Linked DNA regions of Mus musculus: region 1 is linked to region 2. Evidence: chromatin loops called from intact Hi-C (ENCODE). Cell type or tissue: heart. All regions are shown on one strand. Links, peaks and the distances in the headings refer to the core of each region. The heading gives the core; the rest is flanking DNA. Region 1 holds the start of A430048G15Rik (a long non-coding RNA gene). Region 2 has its middle 30 kb from the start of Bmp2.

Region 1 (2,923 bases), core at 113-2,612, 91 kb before region 2:
CTTGCCCAGCATGCATGAAACTATGGGTTCAATAATCCAGCAAACTAATTACATAGGAAACAAAAATCATGAAACACTTTCTTTGGGCTTGCGAGACCAGATGGTTTGTTGAAAGGTACTACCATCTACCAAACGTGACTACCTAAGTTGGATCCCAGGAGTGTATAAGATGGCAGGAAAGAACCAGTTCCTACCAGTTTCCCCCTAATCACCACACGTGCACGAGCCGTTCAAACTTGAGTCTCCTTGTCGCTAATATTTGGTTTCTCTAAATCTCAATATTATGCTAACTTTATATATCATGTTAAAATCAGTGGAGTTATAGTGTGACCACCAAGTCATTCCCACCGAAATGTATAATATATAAATAAATGAATAAATAAATAAGTAAATCTATCAAGTTTGTAGAGCAAGCCTGGCCAGCAGATTGCTTGCTGTGTGTAGTTTAGACTAGACAACAACTGATGCCTTTGGAAATATGTAGAGATTATTTCAGCTCTTTTAGGAACCATGACAATTCTACCAGCAAAAGCCTGTATCATACTATTGGGCAAAAGGGTCACAAAACTAAACCAATTATTCAGTTGCTTCTCAACAGGAGCCTTTCAGAGAAGATGAATCTTCCCTATTTAAGGAGAGGAACTCAAGACAGGAAGTTTGAGTGAAGTGTTAAAGTCATCTAGCAACAGAAAGTCACTGCCTCCAGCTATCTCTGCCCAGAGGAGAGCAATTAAACTATGTCCCCTGGGATTCTCCAGCCTCTAGATAGAAGCAGGATTCCATTGCTTGCTGCACTAACCCCACTAACACAAGCTCTTCTTATCTGCCAAATGCAGCTGCAGTTGAGTTCACTGGAAACATGTAATTGCTGTGAGAGTGTTCTGTGGCTATACGAGAGAATTAGAGGACATTTTGTATGAAGAACTAGGAAATAAAAACTTGAGTTTTTTTCCAAGTAATCACTTTACCTTTGAATCACATTTTATCTGGTGATGTTTAAGAGAATATTTGTGTCAAAAAAAATCTAGATAAAATTGCTTTCCTGATTTCAAAAATAGAGGAAAGAGTAAATATTCCTTTTTAACTGGTGTTGCCTTCGTTTGGGTCGAATTTAATGCAATTCTCCACCAGGTGTCGCTCTGGTGAAGACATGGTTCTCTTAAGGCTCTCCACCCACTTGTTTCTATGCTTGGGAATATTTTTGATAGATCCAGTCATTATTTCTAGGCTACACAGTCAAGAGAAAATGATTTACCATTATATATATATATAATTATATATATATTATATATTTATAATTATATATATATATATATATAAAAGATGGCTTGTAGACAGAAGGCAGGAAGGCAGATGACACCCAGCAGGCCTTGTATGAAGATCAATGGCCCCGGAAAGTATCAGGTCAATTCCTAAGTATCTAAGGAAGGACCAGAAATCACTGGTCTTGGAGGAATCTCCTGGGACTAGAATTAAGAATCTACATTCTTTAGAGACTCTCAGGCTTCCCTGGACCATATAAATAGAGTAAGTATGTGTGAGCCAAGGGGAGTGTGTGTATCAGGATTCGTGTTCAGGGAGCCAGTTAGTTCTTGATCTAGTCTCCTGAAGGTATACGAAAAGCTGTGTCCTCACAGTGCTCTGGGAGGAAGGTCTCTTGCTTTCTATAAATTTGAAACAGGCAGTGAGTCCTCAAGTATTAACAGCATTTGGCTTAGGTCATTTCTGGCCTTTCTCTGAGTTTCAATAACCCAGCATTGCTGGAATCCATCTTGAGGGTGTCTGAGTCTGGAGCAGCCAAAGGACCTGGAGTGCCTCTCTCCGTGTGTTCTGTCTTCATGTCTCTACGAGTTCCTAATGATTTTGTTGGGGCAGTCCCACTGAAGTCCAGCAACACCCTGTCTAGATTAGGTGGCATGCCATGTGACTAACCGGGTTCATGAGGCAGCAGAGCCTGAGACCGGCGAGAGAAACTGCACCGCCAGAACGCCTTGCCAAATCCCACAGGAGCTCAGTGGTGGAAGCAGGTGCTAATTATCGTTCGGATGAACAGGATATGCATTTTTTTGGGAGTGGGTAAGAATTTCTGGTTAGACAAGCTCCAGATTCTTTGGCCTACTTCGAAAGCACTGCCTTTGCCATCTGGGAGGACGAGGTTTGGTTTCCTGATGAGTACCTGCTCAGCCAAAATGGAAGGCTCAGCAAGGGGGTGGGGATACTCATTTGGAAGCCACTGTTATGCAGATAAAGGTTCCTTCCCAAACTAGGCCATGGGGCGTGTCAGTGCTCTCCTTTCTGGTTCAAGAAGAACTCTCTCTTAAACTTATTTTTATAAGACTAGGTATGGTAGCCCTGTGATGTAATTGGATAGATTACTGGCAGGAAAGAAGATTTTAAACTGTCCTAGATAGACAGTCTGAAGAAGGGGAGGAGCTTAGAGAAGGGTGGGGATTCTGACTGGGAACACAGCCAATGGGAAAACCCCGTTATTAAACCGAGCCCAGTTCACGCTTTCATCAGCAGGAGGGTTTAAATGTGTAGAGACGCTAGAAGTGGAGATCAGATAAGTCCTCCCGAGCTGGAGGCAAGGCTGTCCTTCAAAAGTATCTAAGTTGGGGTGTTGTTCAGGAAAAGGTTAGAATGGGGGTTTCCTTTCTTGGACTTTGGAAGATCTGGCCTGGTTCCTTTTTATAATGATCGGACTTCCTACCTTGATCAATGGTTCTCTCCCCTAGCTACATGGTAAAATCATCTTTAAAATGTTACCATCTCAACCCCACTTATCTCGATAAATTAGGATAAGGTTTCAGAGATACTGCTGCCCAGAAGTATTTCTCTCCTGGTGACTTCATCAGGGTGAAGAACCACTACTCTAGAATAATTATCTCTAAATATGGGGCCCACATGCTAATAGTCTCCTCCT
Region 2 (2,923 bases), core at 217-2,716:
AAAGCTGAAACAAAGTATGCTAAACCAAGGAGATCTAATATGGAAGAGTCCAAAGCTCATGGTTCCATCTGTCTGGCTTTCTAGAATAGGAAATCCAACATTGAGGACAAATGTGAGTGAGTGGTTTCATGGGCAGGAGGACTATCCTAGTTTTAAAGAGACTACTTCGGGGTGATCAAAATATTCTGTATTGATTTCAGTAGTATTTGTCAGTATATACTTTGTCCCGATTCTGTGCGACTCACTTTAAGAAGGTGAAGTGTGTTAAATTACATCTTTATAAACCTACTTTTAAAGTTACTTTGCTGATCTTGTCTATAGAAATCTATAGGACATGGTCAAATTAAGGTATCTAATCTGCCACAGGGACCAGCCAAAATGTCAAAAGACTCCCAAGCACTCCAGCAGCGAGCCATATCTGCCTAGAAGGAAATAGTTGCCAATACCTTTAGAAGTAATTGTTTTGATGGAAGATATCACAAAAGCCTAGTTATGGCTACTTTGCCCACTTCATACTCCACAAATGACTTAGTTTCCGTTCCCTGAGGCTCCCTGCCAGTCACTCAACAAGCCAACCAGTACACTTAACAAGCTGGCCCATCACCATGTTGAAAATATACAACATGCCTTTTCTAAACGCTGGGCTGGGAAAAGAAAGATCCCTAGATGCTTTTCCCAACATTTTCCCTGGCAAATCCAATCTTCACTCGTTTTGTAATTTTAACTCCCAAGGGAAAACAGACAGCAGCCGTGTCTCAGAAAGAGCGTCTCCCGTAGAGCACCAGAGATGTGGTATTTTAATAGCTGCCTTCAGCCCCTCCCCTGGAAACATATTATGTGGTCATTAGTGATGGGCAAACCTCTGTGGGTTTCTAGGTTTGAATCTGTGCCAGAAGTTCCAAGTTCCTGCTTCTTTTGACCTCTCTCTCTCCCTCTCTCTCTCTCTCTCTCTCTCTCCCCTTCATTGCTTTTTGTTGTATTTAATTCCTTCTCACTTAACTATCTAGCCATATGCTTCAATCTCTTCTTCATATAAATAAGAAAAGGGAAGAGGTGATGGATAGGATATGTGAGTTCCCCGCTTCTATCTCTGTTGACAGCTCATGTGCCAAACAGGATTGTAATCAGGCCCCAATGAGGCACAGCCAAGAATAAGTGACTAGAAACTCACTGTGTGCCCACAGTCTAAAGATGCCCAGGGTACTTGTAGGTGAATAAGAAACTCTCCAAAAGATGCTGAGACCAGTGGGCCAGTAGGACAGCACAAACACAGACCCAGTAGGACCCTGAGCATGGAGAGGGGTCTAGGATCTGGAAAGCTGGAGAGAATGCTTGGAACAGTTGAGAAACCTATGTGTTTATTCCTCACTTCTCGACTTCTGGAGTATAAGACGATGCCATTTAACTCATTCTGTGCTATCTCAGGGATTCTCATCGAAGGATCCTGTCTTTACTGTCCTGTAGAAAATTAGAATACTAATATTTATCACATGGGCTGTTCAATCACTCATAGAGCTTAAGGACTGGATCTATAACTTTGGCATTCAGATTCACCAAACTATGACAACAGACTTGAAGTCAAAGCCTGTGTTTGTAAACTGGACCCATCAGACAGAGACTGCCTGATGGAGTCATGGGGACAATGTGGAACATGAAGTTTTAAGCCCTTCCCATCTTCCACAAGAGGAATCCCAGGATACAGCATGTCCCGTGACCTTGTAGAAGGCTGGGAATGTCCAGGTCAGAAGCAGCAGCTGGCCTAGGAGGGCTGCCAGAATTTCTGGGCCACTGATGCATTCAGAATAGGAGAAAAGGGAACATTGGAGGGGTGCATGGCCAGGGGCAGGGGTGGGGAGCTGAGAAAGTCTTGCACTGATTCTTTCTGATTGGTGTGTTTCATTTAATCTGAAAATTTCTGAGTCGCTTATGCTAAATGTATTTTCTCTTTAATGAATTCTTGGTTTGTCTAAGACTGTACTTTGTCTACCATAAATAATCTCATACAGTTACTACATAAAATTTATTTTTTTTACCAAAAGAACAGACATTTGCCTTTGGGCTTGTTTCCCTGATGTGTAATTAAATCAGGGAGACCATTTCTGCAGCAATTAAGTGCTTTCTATCACTTTCTCTGAGTCTTCAGTTTAAACATCCGATTCTTAAAGGAATCTCCTCCCCACCCCACCAGGTCATTGGGATGTTTTGTGTCCTGTCAATTTTCTTGGTTCTCTCAATTTTGGTTATCCTTAGGTCTACTTTCATCATGTTTGTCACTGTCTATAGAGGGTCACAACTGCAATAATAAAATCCAGGGACTGGAGAGATGGCTCAGCAGTTGAGAACACTGGCTGCACTTCCAGAGGACCCAGGCAGCTCACAACTGTCTGTAGCTCCTGTCCCAGGGGATCAGACACCCTCACACAAATATGCATGCTGTCAAAATCACCAATGTTCATAAAATAAGAATAAATTATTAATAAATAAATAAAATCCATTGAGTGCTAAAATTTATGAGTGATATTGTTTTAAGGATGTGGTGACTTTTATCTTAAAATAAAAGGACACCAGGGACCCACACACTGCATATAGATACATACAGGCAAAACATTCATATACTTAAAGTAAAATTAAATGTCTTAAAGCTCATCCAACAAACAAAAAGTGTTTTTATAAATTAGAAACTGACCCATGGTAGGATGTGCCCAGAATAGATGTGTATTAGAGTAGCTTGAAAAGCATGTGTATGTGTGTGTATATATATATAAATGCACATGTGTGTATATGTGTATGCATATGTGTGTATGTTCTTAGCTGTCTTATATAGTAAATATTCCTATTCATCAGCCTTTTCTACAATCAGATTATACAGCAAACCACCCCAAAATTTAGGAGTAAAGAACAAGAATTTATGTTTTGCAGTCCC

The links. A loop is a pair of places that touch in the nucleus more often than their neighbours do. Peaks named below come from ENCODE experiments on the same cell type or tissue, not always from the same donor. Only the 100,000 strongest peaks of a DNase experiment are listed, where the experiment ranks them.
Region 1: it touches region 2 in a loop (2.0-fold over the local background); 2 of 42 quality-filtered maps call a loop at or near these places.

The regions. Positions count from the first base shown.
Region 1 is chr2:133,430,130-133,433,052 of GRCm38, forward strand. It overlaps A430048G15Rik (a long non-coding RNA gene), which reads left to right and starts at 1,968. Exons shown (of 4, transcript XR_001783619.1): 1 at 1,968-2,076. In heart, for the core only: a CTCF peak has its summit at 1,116 (motif pointing right); a DNase peak (open chromatin) is centred at 832; H3K27ac peaks cover 1,432 bases.
Region 2 is chr2:133,520,558-133,523,480 of GRCm38, forward strand. No RefSeq gene overlaps it. Among named protein-coding and RNA genes, the nearest start is that of Bmp2, 30 kb to the right of the region's middle. In heart, for the core only: no CTCF peak of the experiment used is centred there; a DNase peak (open chromatin) is centred at 1,744.